Linked DNA regions of Homo sapiens: region 1 is linked to region 2. The links are chromatin contacts, found by Hi-C in ENCODE. All regions are on one chromosome and are shown on one strand. The core of a region is the stretch at or near the end of the contact, and the rest is flanking DNA. Distances in the headings are between cores, read along the strand shown. Region 1 holds the start of THAP9-AS1 (THAP9 antisense RNA 1). Region 2 has its middle 24 kb from the start of RASGEF1B.

Region 1 (7,208 bases), core at 1-2,500, 1.4 Mb before region 2:
CTGCTCTCCAGCCTGGGCGACAAAGTGAGACCCCGTCTCCAAAAAAAAAAAAAAAAAAAAGAAGGAAAATGTTGGGAAATATTGTAATCTAACTAGCATAACTAGTTTTGAGTTCTGGAAAAAATTAATTTGGTAATAATACCATTTTTAAAGCATTTACCTTGTGCGTTACATATGCTATAAAGTCTTACGTTTTAGTTTTACAAAATTCTACAAGGCAGGTTTTTATTCCTCTTACAGAAGAAGAAACCAAGACCCAGAGCCAAGTACAGACATCAGTAAATACTCAATTAAAATTGGAATTCATGTCTCCCTAGTTTAAAACTACCTCTATCACAAGAAAAATCCCAAATCAATTATGGTCTCACATACACAATGAGTTGGTTCACACTGCTAACAATTTAGGTGGAGGAATCAGCCCTATTTAAAAAATAGAAAACAAAAAAAAAAAAAAATCAATGAATTTTATACATAGCCTACCATACATACTCTAAACTCCTTAACCTGGCATTTACATTTTTAAAATGGTTTCTCAGGTACTTTTCCACTCCTCTATATTTGCACTTTCTATCCTTTACATTTTCCCATGCCATTCCTAACTACCCTCTTCCTACCCCCCCTTTCCAACCATAAAGTTCTTTTTGATCTTTCCATAAATCTGCTCCTTTTGTCTGTGAGGATCTATTTTACCCACTTTTCTACTTGCTAGTGTACCCTGAATACTGAATGACCTATACCAGTCTGAACCATGGATATGAGTTCAGATAAGACTGATCTGAAATTCTTCCCCACTGTCGAGCCAAATGAAACTTCCCTGCCATGATCAAATCCAGCCAGAATCGGACCGGCCTTGCACAGCTCGGCTAACAGCACTTAAGAACTTGCAATGTCAGGCAGTACAGGAGAAAACTGATCTGTACTCGTGCTCAGGAAGACGCCACACACACACTTCAACCGTTGTCCTAAACTGCCTTCCCTTTCGGCCTCCTCACTTCAAATAATAAGACCATCCAATTAATGGAGGACTCCTTTCGCGTAACTCTCCTTAAAGCGGTAGGCGGTGCGAGAACCGGCTATTCAGAGGTAAACACTGGGCGGGAAGAGAGAGAATCTCAATTCTCACAGTGCCCCAATTCCGCTCCCACGCCCCGACGCTGCGCACGTCACGTCGCGTCACACACGCGGCGCGACCCACAGTGCGGCCCGGCCCCGCCCCACGCCACGCCACGGCCCGCCGGGCCCCGCAGGGAGTTCGAAGGCTTCGAGGCTGCTCCCATACGCACTGGTGGAAGGAGAGGCCGCGCTCCCGGCTGAGCACGGTGTCACGGGTGCTGCAGCCCACTGCGGAGCAACTTCGGGTCATCTTCTTGTTACGTGGGGCCCCACCTTCGGGGTTCCCGCGACAGCATGAATCACGACCACTTTAGCTCCGCCCGTTGACTCTGCGGCTACGACCTTTATTTGTCACGAAAGGCGGGCTTTAGAGGCGCGGGACTTCCACACTTCCTCTCCGAAGGCCCTGCGCCGGTGCCGTAGCCAATGACAGGCCACGTTGTGTCCCAGCAGCCAATCGGAAGGGCCTGAGCCTGAAGACGTGCATTTGACCGCTCCTCCCTCCGCGTTGGAGGCGGAATAGTGGGTTTTGCTGCAACCGGTTTATTTTCCTTCTGTTTTCACCCATTCTGGCACAATCTGGCGCCATCGTCCTTCTTGTGAGGCCAAGCCTGAAAATGCGAAGCAGAGAGGCAGGACCAAAATTGAGGCGAATCCAGGAACCTGCCAATGGGTCTCCGGGTGCGGTCTCTGAAACTGGAGGATATCGGGAGGAAAGGGTATGGAAGAGGGATAAAACACGGTGCCTTAGGTGTGTTGAAGACAGAGTCGGGCCAAAAATATATGATTTACTGAGATGCGTGTCGTGTTCTTGCGCTTTATCTTGTAGCTCTCCGATGCGGAGATAATGGGGAAGCTCTTGGCATGGTTGGCTGTAGGTATGTGATACCGGAGGAGCAGGAGTCAAATAGGATACGCCGACTTTTAATTCAAGGAACCCTTTTCTGAAACACTTTGCCACAATGAAGGAAATAAGGTAAGGTTCTTGGGGCTCCTCAGTAGTAATAGGGGCAGGGGACAAGGGGCAATTAAGTGGTTTTGGTTGGGAATGAGGCATTATGAATAGCTTTCAGGAGATAGAGCTTAGAACAATGTCTTAGTTATAAGCTCTTATGTTTGAGGAAGAGATTTCAATTTGCTTAGAGAAGGAAACGGGCCAGTGGGTTTTTGTCTCTGAGAAGGAGATCCTTAGCATACAGAAAACAGAGAAGGGTTTGCAACTTTTCCGTTTCTTTGTATAGCACACAAAAATAATTCCAAATATCCAGGCCTAACAAGATTGCTTCTTTTTCCCCTTTGTGTTTACTTTGTCCAGATTACAGCCGAAGATACATATTAAGGTATTACTTATTCACACCAGTTTTCCATTATAATATGCTTGTATCTTCTCTGAATGGAATTAATAGCTTTTGGTTATGGTTCCTTAAAAGTCACATGGCCTAAGGATAGATGGTCAAGGAACTTTGGAAAAATTGGTCCCTGGGGGATGTGCAGGGCAAATACTTTTTGGCTGTAAGGTGTGTGCAGAGAGTAAGAACTGGATTTAAATACTGTAAGTTGGTTGGGCTGTTAGAGCCTTTTCCTGCTCAACCAATTAAGACCCGAGTGAGGCTGAATAAAAATAACATTGTTTTTAGCTATCTTTAAGGAAAAAATTAGTTGCCTTATATTTTTGTAACAGTTTTACTCAGATATAATTCTCATACCACACAACTAATTGGTTTAAAGTGTACAATTCAGTGGGTTTTAGTATATGCACAGAATTGTGGAACAGTCACAATCAATATTAGAACATTTTCATCACTCCAGAAAGAAACCTCATTCTTACTAGCAGCACCTCCAAATATTCCCCCACCCCGCTCAGCAAACACTAATTTAGTTTCCGTGTGCCTCTGCCTGCTCTGTACACTTCATGTAAGTGGAATTATGAACTAATATATGGTCTTTGTGACTGGCTTCTTTCACTTGGAATGTTTTCAGAGTTCATCCATCTTATAGCACGTATCAGTACTTTATTTTTTATTGCTGAATCGTACTCCATTTTATGGATGTAGCAGATTTTGTTTATCCGTTCAACAGTTGGTGGACATTTGGGTTTTCCAATTTTTTTTTTTACTATTATGAACATTTGTGTACAAGTTTTTGTGTGGACAAATGTTTTCATTTTCCTGATTACACACCTAAGAGTGGAATTGGTGAGTCATAAGATAACTGTGTTTAGCTTCTTGAGGAAGTGCCAGATTATTTTCCCTAGTGGCTGCACCATTTTACATTCCCACCAGCAGTGGATGAGGCTGCCAGTTTCTCCACATTTTTGTGCATGTGAAGTGGCTGTCTCATCGTGGTGTTTGCCTTTTCTTAAGGACTCAAAAGTTTGCAGATACAGGCATTCACTTGCCATTTTCTTAAGGTAGAGTTGAAAGTACTGCTGCCAGTTCATCATCTGAAATGAGGGCTGTTTTCTTTCCTGTTTAATTGGATTGCAACTATTTGCCTTTCCTAAAGATGAAATAGTGTGCTTCCTACATTATTCTGACAACATTCCTTTAATTGTTAATTTCAGATGAATTTCTGAAAACTGCTTTTATCAGAACAGATTTACTTAAATGAAGGCAATAGCCGCAAGGGGTCACTGCTCTAGATATTTACTTCTGCATAGGAAATAAGTAATCCTTTATAGATGGAATTTTTTTTTCTTAGTTGTATTTTTGTATCTTTACATTTGTTTATAACTTATCTATACTTTTTTTGTTGTTGTGATTATTTTACTGTTGACATGGAAGTTCTCAATCTGATCATTTGGTTATATCATTGCTTCTTCTAGTAACTTCATATCCAGTGATTAAACCTTTTCACTGCTGTTCACATAATGAACCGTTGTGATTATTGAATACTTAAATGAGGATATGTAAGCTGTATTAAAGATAGTGTTATTTGCAAAGGCATTGACTATTGCACAAAAAATTTTAAAAGAAAATATCTCTTTTCAGGAATTGTACTCTCAGAGATGTTGAGAAAAGATACATGGGTCTTGGAAGATAATTACTCAAAATATGCAGGGAAGGTAGTATATCTTTCTATTTTAAATGTATTAAGTATTCCTGGAACTATAGCAGTGAGTTGGAAATGGAGGATTGTCCAAGTAAAAAACATTTATTAAGGCTTTAATGAAATCTACCTATTTTATGGTATATAATCTCATTAATTGTCCACTTGGAAAGAATAATAACAGATATTTATTTATTGGCCAGTTACTATGGGCCACAAATTATGCTGAGCTTTTTTTAATTTCATTTCATTTTATTTTATTTTTTGAGATGGGGTCTCACTCTGTCACCCAGGCTGGAGTGCAGTGGCGCAATCTCAGCTTATTGCAACCTCTGTCTTCCAGGCCCAAGCAATCTTCCCACCTCAGCTTCCTAAGTAGCTGGGACCACATGCATGTACCACTACACCTGGCTAATTTTTTTTTGTATATTTGGTAGAGACAGGGTTTTACCATGTTGCCCAGGCTGCTAAGCTTTTTATATACAGTATATAGAAAGAGTTGGTTTTCTTAAACAATATTTATTTCTCATAATAACTCTATGAAAGCAGGTATAGACTTCTTGCTTTCTAGGGTTGGTATCTTGCTTGTTGAGGACCTACCCTTTTGTGTTGCCGAATTTTTCATTGTTTGAGTTCTGTCTTTTGTTTCAGAAAGCCATGGAGTTTTGAAATTATTGTTATATCATTATTTGTTACATAATTATTTCTACTTCTAGAATCTCATGCTAACTTGGAAGTGTCTTCTCAGCATCAAGCCTGATATGGAGGGGCAGCTACACCCTAATACGCTCCAAAACTAGTTATGCTTTGTTTTATACGTAATGCTTCTGTTATTAGACAAGTGGTTTCCAAATATCAGAAGCAGTGCTAGGACTTAAAGGAAAAGGGGGAGTGTTTTTTCTTCTAATAGAACTTTTGAGCAGTGATGAAAGGAAAACAAGAAGACTCAAAAGATTATAAATCTCAGGCACGAATTAGTGTTCTGCCAATTAGGAACATTCTGATTGCTTGACAAGGTCTATATTTTGCTGATGAGGAGTAGAAGCCTGTGGGAGGTGGGGGTGGAAGCAGCAGAAGGAAAAGAGTAGCAAGTATTTAGTAAAATGTATTCATCATAGTGGATAAAAATCAAGCTTTGGGGAAAAAGGTCAAACTCCTTCAATGATGCTGTACATCTGTACCTTTACTCCATCCTATAGCAAATATTTGTATAACTGCACAGAAGAAATTGGACAATATTCCTTGAAAAATTCTTAGAAAGTTCAACTTTCCAAGTTAGTATCACCCCAAGGAAAATTATATGAGTAGGAATACCTAATTTCTAGCCATACTCTAGTTCCAATTAGCTTCTCTAAGTAGCTGGAACTGCAGGCGTGTGCCACCACACCTGGCTAATTTTTTGTATTTTTGGTAGAGAAGGGGTTTTGCCGTGTTGCCCAGGCTGCTAAGATTTTTATATATAGTGTATAGAAAGAGTTGGTTTTCTTGGCCAGGCATGGTGGCTCGCACCTGTAATCCCAGCACTTTGAAAGGCTAAGGCAGGTGAATCACCTGAGCTCAGGAGTTCAAGACCAGCCTGGCCAACATGGCGAAACTCCGTCTCTACTAAAAATACAAAAATTAGCCGGGCATGGTGGCACGCACCTGTAACCCCAGCTACTTGGGAGGCCAAGGCAGGAGAACCACTTGAACCCAGGAGGTGGAGGTTGCAGTGGGCCAAGATTGGCCACTGCACTCCAGCCTGGGTGACAGAGCAAGACTCTGTCTCAAAAAAGAAAGAGTTGGTTCTGTTAAACAATATTTATTTCTCATAATAACCCTATGAAAGCAGATACAGACTTCTGGCTTTTTAGGATTGGTATTTCACTTGTTGAACACCTACCCTTGTGTCAGATGTATAGCAGGTTAACAAAGTCAATACAGTGATACACTTGACATAATCTTTGTTCTGAGTTTTTTTCCCAATTATAGTAAAATTGGAGGTCTTAACTGTTCTACATTAGATAAATATATGCATTTGTTTTAAAGAGCTAAGCAATGAGAATCTTACAACTAGAGCTGAAGTTCAAGAAATAAATGTCCAATGATTAAATTTTTTCCACTGCTGTTCACATCATGATTTGTTGTGATTAATGTATGTGGATGAGGACATAATAGAAAAAGAAAATGATGAGACTTGTATATATTGTGTTTCTGCACAATGAGTTCCTTTGAATGTTTTTCGTTTTAGGAATAAAATTGAAGGGTGTTTTTCTTAGAGAACATCATTTGTCATATTTATTTGATCAAGAAGTTGAAGATTTATATAATAAGGTATGGGACTTACACATTTATTTTGATAAAAGAACACAGAAAAGGTCAGGTATGAGCAGAAAATTGACATTTATTTCAGCCTAATGTGGATACTGTACTCTGAATTAAAAATTTCTTTTCCTTACTCTTCCAGCTTTTAAAGATAAGTATTATTTCAAAATAGTATTTTTTTAATTAATAGATTCAATTCAGGAAAGGCATTGGAGGGGGTGGAGCTTTTAACTTTGACAGTCTCACTCTGTTGCCCAGGCTGGAGTGCAGCGGCGCAATCTCTGCTCACTGCAATCTCTGCCTCCTGGGTTCAAATAGTTATTGTGGCCCAGCTTCCCAAGTGGCTGGGATTAGAGGCGCATGCCACCACACCCAGCTAATTTTTTTTATTAAGTAGAGACCATGTTTTGCCATGTTGGCCAGACTGGTCTCAAACTTCCAGCCACCAACCTCAGCCTCCCAAAGTGCTGGGATTATAGTCATAAGCCACCACACCTGGCTGTTGGTTATCTTTTCTTAGAAATAATGATATAATCTTTTCAGCACCTGATATTCTTAAAGATCCAGGGTTTACAAATGACTGTTAGATATGCCAAGGATGACTAGCCTATAACTTAAGGATCTGTTCAGGAACAGTAGAAAAGAAGGTGATAGGAAACTGGGAATCTTAAATCTAATACTAGTTCTGTCATGAATTAGGCTTGTTATTGTAGTTGTTTCTCAAATTTAAGAAAATATGAGGG
Region 2 (7,138 bases), core at 3,655-6,154:
GTCTTTATACTCTCCACCTCATCCCTCCAGGGAGAGCCTCCTCAGGAGCTTATAATGGGGTTACATCTCAATTAACCCATCATAAGTAAAAAATATCATAAACAGAAAATACATTGATACTTTCTGACAAACCCATTGTAAATTTGAAAACTTTGAAGTTGAACTATCCTTAAGTTGGAGTCTGTGGGTCTGTGGGTGTGCTTGGAAGAGGAGGGAGCAAAAATACTGTTGTCATTAGTCAGTAGTCAGATGCAATTGTCTAATTACATGGGAAAAGATGTGATCATAGTTATGAAGCTTACCTTTTAAGTGAAAAGTCAGCCCCTCAGAATCACCCTGGAAACATGAGACATCTCTAGTGCTCATCCCTGATGATGAGAAAAACACCCTTGCATTTAGAGAGAATATGGCAATTCCATTCATAGTTAATGGTGATTTTTTTAGGGCTGTCATTACTTAATGTCACACTTGCATGGTAACATAGCTCCCTTTCATATTTCAGAATTTATCCCAGAAGGAATAAAAGAGGGGATGTGAGTCACATTTGTTAGTTAGCTTTAGACTGACCAGTCAAAGAAAAGCAACTATTTTACTGATGGAAACTCCAGAGCTGATGGTGCTCAAGAGTACAAGAATCAAGGACAGGGAACTTTTTTACAGAGTACCCGAGTCAACCAGACTCCTGAAAGATGCCACTGCAGTGATTGTCTCTGTGGGGACAAAACCAGCTGGGTGAAATAGGGGATAATAGCTAAAGTCCAGATGTGGCCTGGATAGATTCCCATGCCCCCACTCTCTACTGCTCTTCCATCCACAGTTCCTCTCTTCTCCCCTAGATCAAGAGAGGTGGAGTTTGGATTCTGGATAAGAATGTGCTCAGGTCCACATCAGCACAGCCCTTTCCCCAGGAGCATCCCGCCTACCTGCTGGCCTGCCTGCGTACTCATGGAATTTGCAGGGTGCATACCTCAATCAGTTTACACCAGTCATGGATGAGGCTCTGGGCTTTTTGAAGTGTCCTCTGTACCTTTGAAGTGCTCTCCCCAAGGGAAGATAAGCAAATTTCTGGGAGAAAAATGTAGCAGGACTTAACCTATCCCCAGGGAAATTCTTCCAGAGATACCTCACATTTCAGGAAGGAGTAAATAAGTTTTTATGAAGATACAAAGGGCTTTCCATCTTGTTCTCGCTAAGCTGAAGCAGAGAACAATCAGGTTGGAAACCCTCTGTGATCCACATATTAGCTCTGAAATATCTTTCTTCCTTAGAGCTATAGCTTCTCAATGCCCACCTCCACTGGCCTTTACACCAACTACAGACGACCTAACCTTTTCTCCTACGTGCTGCAATATTAAGCTGTAGGTAAAAGTCAGAGCATATTAATCAGTCAATCCAGGAATAACACTGAAAGAAATACTTAAAAACACAGAAAAACATGCTCTCCATAGACACAATCAATATCAAGGCAAAATTCTGGAAATGCCAGAAAAACATTAACGAATAATTAAATTTCCCATGTGCATTTATTTTCCCACTTGGTTACTGCTTATTTTACTAACTCTATTAAAAATTTTAAATCCACTGGAATCACTCTGTTTTTTACAAATTAAAATCCATAGTGTTTTTAAAATATTTTCTTCCTGCTCCCATCCTTTCTAATGTTATGATGGCTGTTATGCTCAGTTTTCATGTTCCTTGTATCCTGTTCTCTAATTGGATACCTGTCAAGGGGCAAAGAGAAAAATAATATCACAAAGCCAATAACTATCATTTATTAAATACAGAGTGCTGGGATAACCTCTTTGCATTTATTATGTTACTAAGACTTTAGGACAATCCATTACCCTTATTTCATAGGTGGGAATTAAGGTTTAGTAATGTTAACTCAAGAACCCTAAGGCCGAGCATGGTGGTCCACACCTGTAATCCCAGCACTTTGGGAGGCTGAAGTGAGCAGATCACCTGAGGCCAGGAGTTCGAGACCAGCCTGGCCAACACTGTGAAATCCCATCGCTACTAAAAAATACAAAAATTAGCTGGGCATGATGGTAAGTACCTGTAATCCCAGCTACTCAAGAGGCTGAGGCATAAGAATCGCTTGAACCCAGGAGGCAGAGGTTGCAGTGAGCTGAGATTGCACTGCTGCACTTCAGCCTGGGCTACTGAGCAAGACCCTGTCTCAAAACAAAATATAAAACAAAAACAAAACAAAGAACCCTAAATTAGTAATTCTAGTTCAAAGGTCATTTCCTCAGAACCACCACCCTCAACTAGGACATATACCTCTTACATGCTTTTTTAAAAAAAATCTTATCATAACATTTTGAATCTTTCCTTCATAGTTCTTACAAGAGTTTGTAATTTTATATTTATTTGCAATTATTTGATTTAAGTGTATTTCCTTGTTAGACTTTAAATTTTAAGATAGCAGAAGCTATGTCTACTTTTGCTATTACTTAGCCTGTTACATAGTAGGATTATAATATATACTGAATGAATCAATATTAGAATGACTTAATTAATAAGTGAACCCTTATCTATCTAACTTCAGAATTTGAAAGCTTCACTTTAGACAGAAAAATTGCTTTTTAAATTAAATCCTAGGTGAGGGAATATACAAAGTGATACACAGTCTGCAACACTGAGTAGTGCTAAACAAGCTACCTGGGTTTGAATCCCAGCTCCACTACTTTTTAGCCATTTGATCTTGGACATGTTCCTTAACCTCTCTGTGTCTCAGTTTCTTCATTTGCAGAATAAAGATAATAAGAGAACTCACCTCATACAGTTACGAGGATTAAATGAATGTGCAACTTCTCAGAATAGCACGTGGTACTTAGAATGTTCTGTGTATGTGTTGGATATTATTATTACTCAGTAACTTACTTGGTATACAGAAATATCCCAGGCTAATTTCATTTGAAGACCCCTATGGGATAGCATTTATTCATTGACTCAAACCACCTGTTCTGGTCCTTCTGGTTGGAGGATCCTAAAGGTGTTCATCTTAAAGAAGGTCTTTTCTCTTTCAAGAAGAAAATACCCAACATGAATCCATCTTGAGATTTTTACTAATATTTTACTCTACAAATTTAGAAAGGAAATATTTAGTGAAGATAAATAATGTGTAAATTTTGAGCATATATTCCCTTAAAAAAGTCTCTAATACTCTCCCATTGGGCCGACATCCTCTATGATCTTTATTGGTAATTGTGGAATGAGGCATAGCAATCGGAGGGCCTGAACAGAGTTACGCAGTTCCAGATCCATCACAGCTCAGCCACCTAGTAGCTGCTTCTTGTTCACTTCCTCAATTAGAAAATGGAGATTACATTGACTAGATTGTTGTGATGATTACATGAGATAAAGCCATAAAGACCTTGGTAGGTCAAAAATGCTTAGTAAAACTTTTCCGTAACATCCCTCCACTCTTATACTTCTACTTATAACCATCCCAACTAAGACTTGATCACCACTCTCCTATGCTTTTGTGCTTTCTCTGATCACTTCTTTAATGTTTCTCCAGCCTTCCTATGACTGGAGTAACCAGGTGATCCCTCTCCTTCACATTTTCCATAGGCTCTCAAGGCCAAGTAATAGAAGTAAAGTAGTAGAAAAATGAGTCATTCAGTCAAAACATGTGAATGAGAATTTGTCTTCACTTCTACTTCTGACTGGCTACTTGATTTTGAGCAAGTTACTTAACCTACCTAGGTTTCCTTTTGCTCTTCTGTAGGAGTGAGACTCCATGAAGCATGTTCTGGAATCAGCTTTTTCCCCCCTCTGCCCTATCTGTTTATATCTGTGTCATAATTGCAGTAACAGTAGTACAACTTTCATTTATACTTTCCAAAGTCTTTTACATTTATTGTGTTATTTGGCCACTATATCAACATTGTGAGGTATCCCAAGTTAGGCACTCCACCTCCAGATAAAGAAATTGAGAGCTAAGCCAGAGAAAGAATGTTTGACTTGTCAAGGTCACAGAGACCCTAGAACCCATATATTTCACTGTGGTAGGTCAGGCTTTTATGGTGCATCTATCGTATGCATTGCACTGGACAAAGTGCTAATGATAACAGTCCCATACTTTTTTGTAATAGAATCCATGCACAAAGATAAGTGATAACCCAAAGTAGTAGATGCTAAGAGGCAAATGAGCAAACCACAGTTACTTTTTATCTTATTGATTTGCCTGTGAAAAAATAATTCCGCCGGGCGCGGTGGCTCGCGCCTGTAATCCCAGCACTTTGGGAGGCCGAGGTGGGCGGATCACAAGGTCAGGAGACTGAGACCATCCTGGCTAACACGGTGAAACCCTGTCTCTACTAAAAATACAAAAAATTAGCCGGGTGTAGCCGGGTGTGGTGGCGGACGCCTGTAGTCCCAGCTACTCGGGAGGCTGAGGCAGGAGAATGGCATGAACCTGGGAGGCGGAGCTTGCAGTGAGCTGAGATCGGGCCACTGCACTCCAGCCTGGGCGACAGAGCGAGACTCCGTCTCAAATAATAATAATAATAATAATAATAATAATAATAATAATAATAATTCCTTATTTTCTTAGATGAAATTTTCTCCATCATTGTGTGAGATAGCGTTTCCCTCTCTTGGATTCCATGGAGAGCTTGATGGGAGAAAAAGATTAATTTTACTTTGACACCATTACTTCAGTATCATGTAAGCACATGCCTTGGTTTGGATATCTTTCAACAGTGGTCTGTTTGGCTTTAAATAGTGCATGTTTAAGTGTAATCTAAAACTTTGTAATTCTGTAAAGCAACAAAAATCAATATTGAAAATTATCATGAGAAGGTTTTTTTTCTGAGTTTTTTCCCTGAGTCTATTTTTAGGACTAAGTATATGAGAAGTATGCAGAGTTTCAGTTTCATTTTTAGCGAAACTGGTAAGTAATAGAATTGATTCTGAAACTCCACAGCAAGAATAAGGGATATAAGACTGTCTGGGATACTTTCTACTTAAAAACATGCATTTCCCATGGCTTTTGATAGGGATTTTCCAAAATTTTTAGATTTTTGAATATGTGCTATATTTATGCTGTTCAAACACAATAAAATATGACAAACTGTCTTGTGAAAAGTTTCCTTCCTGTTTCTCCCACCCACTGTCTTACACCCACCAAGTTCCCATCCCCTCCCCTAAATAGCTAACTACTTACCAGTTCCTTATTTATCTGACCCCAATTTTTCATGTATAAAATATTACAGTACAAATATATATTCCTTCTTGTTTCCTTTTATAAACAAAGAAACAAACAAACAAACGAACAAAAACAGGGTCTTGTTCTGCCTCCCAGAGTAAGACCTGTGCTCAAGTGATTCTCCTACCTTAGCCTCCTGAGTAGCTGGGACTACAGGCATGCACCACCACATCCAGTTAATTTTTTAAAACATTTTTTTCTTACTATGTTGCCCAGGCTGCTCTCTAACTCCTGGTCTCAAGTGATCCTCCTGCTTCAGCCTCCCACAATGTTGGGATTACAGATGTGAGTCATCATACCTGGTCTCCCTCTTTTATATATATTGTAGGATACTCTACATAATGATTCTATATATTTTTTCACTAAACAATATATTAGCATTCCATATCAATACGTAGTGTCCCTGTGGTTTCCTATTATACTGCAAAGTGTTTGATTCTGTTATTACATTTTATTTATTAAATAAATACAATTTATTCATCGAATTCACTAATGATGGATAGTTGCTTCTAATCTTTTCTCATAATGGAATGAGTAATGTTCTTTATGTGATATTTCACATAATGAGTGGAAGGTATCTATACAATAATTTTCCTTAGTTGGTATTATTTGATCAAAACATATATGCATTCGTATTCCTCCACTATGGTAGATTTTCTTATGAGTTAAAGGAAATCTTATGAGTTAAAGGAAAAGATCTCAGAATTAGTTTTAATTTACAATTTTGCTATTGTGAGTGAGAGTGACCCTTTTTTATCAGTATAAAAGCCTTTTCAGGTACAAACTGTATGTTTATGTCTTTTTCTGATTTTCTATTGGATTATTAGTGATTTTCACTTAGTAACAGTACAGTAAATAAGTGTATATTCATCATTTCCTAAATTTGCTCTGGTTATCTTTTTTTTTTTCAAGAAGATACTCATTCTTGACTCCTTTTTATTTGAAGCTACAGGTGTAGAATTGTGGCAATCACGTATGAGTCATACACCTTTTTTCATTCTGTTCTTAGGATTTGGCCAAAGTCAAATTCAAACAAATAGAAGTATAACTATACCCTAAATCCTTCTCTTTCTATAGCATTCCTCCACATGGTTAAAATTTGCTCAGTATCTTTAAAACAACAACAGTTACAACCAAGACAAACTCCTGATCTTTCTTTCACCTTAAGTAATTTTGGAATCTTTCTACCAGTCATTAAAATAAGAACTGGAAGAACTGGTAATGTGAAAAGAAAAACAGAGAGTGAATTGTCTGCAGCATAACTAATGTAACACTATAGCTGAATGATTGTTTGCTCATTTTTCCTTTCTCAGAAGTTTGAAAATGATTCTTTTCCCATTGATATGTAGTTTTCAGAAATTTGCAAAGCAGTGGCCTATTGTGATTTCTCTAAAGATGCTATAAAATTAACCTGTTGGCTTCATAGTACGCCATGTAGTATGAAAGGAAGAAGTATGAAAGGAAGAAGATGAGGTTGACTGTAAGCTGAATGTTAATTAACTAATAATTAATTAATTCAGCATGTAATATTGAGTAGTAATTATGAGCCAAGCCATCTGCTCAACTCTGAGAATATGTAGTAGTAAATAAGGAAGGTGTACCCCTTGCTTTTCAGAGCTTATATTCTAAACCAGTTCCTTTTTACCCCAGTTAACACATGAAAATCACCTGGGGAGCTTTACAAAAATACCAATCCCTTTGTCCAAGTCAAGAATTTCTAGGGGTATAACTCAGGAACAAATATTTTTTTAAAACTCCCCAGTGATTTCTAAGTGAAGACAGAGTTGAAACCACTAGTCTAGCCAGACCTCAGAGATAGCTAGGAAACCACACAATATTTTGAAGAGGAAGTGGTCATGGAAATTTTGATGTGAAGTAATATGAACTACGTAGCATTGACTTGGAAACATTCTTGCCACA

What was found. Hi-C counts contacts between places; a loop is a spot of excess contacts on that map. Pooled maps may share reads with other maps.
Region 1: a loop to region 2 is called in a map of natural killer cell, with 7 times the contacts of the local background. The contact joins the promoter of THAP9-AS1 here to the enhancer-like site in region 2. A Hi-C loop is called at or near these places in 3 of 168 maps with a recorded cell type or tissue (CD4-positive, alpha-beta memory T cell, naive thymus-derived CD4-positive, alpha-beta T cell and natural killer cell), 1 of 37 single-sample maps with no recorded cell type and 7 of 50 pooled maps.

Annotation. Positions count from the first base shown.
Region 1 is chr4:82,894,958-82,902,165 of GRCh38, reverse strand. THAP9-AS1 (THAP9 antisense RNA 1) reads left to right here and starts at 1,250. Exons shown (of 4, transcript NR_034077.1): 1 at 1,250-1,832; 2 at 1,943-2,089; 3 at 6,392-6,474. It overlaps THAP9 (THAP domain containing 9), which reads right to left and starts at 1,431. Exons shown (of 5, transcript NM_024672.6): 1 at 1,284-1,431. The coding sequence starts at 1,363. It overlaps SNORD143 (small nucleolar RNA, C/D box 143), which reads left to right and starts at 6,238; the gene lies at 6,238-6,313. SNORD144 (small nucleolar RNA, C/D box 144) reads left to right here and starts at 3,941; the gene lies at 3,941-4,026. It also overlaps a transcript of SEC31A not described here. RefSeq lists a silencer at 1,072-1,421 and enhancers at 947-1,466, 1,732-1,851, 1,467-1,986.
Region 2 is chr4:81,492,082-81,499,219 of GRCh38, reverse strand. No RefSeq gene overlaps it. Among named protein-coding and RNA genes, the nearest start is that of RASGEF1B, 24 kb to the right of the region's middle. RefSeq lists an enhancer at 4,397-5,596. Within about 2 kb of position 4,904, at least 6 of the 41 ENCODE cell types and tissues checked have a DNase peak (open chromatin) inside an H3K27ac peak, as active enhancers do; they include natural killer cell, where a contact is called at or near this core.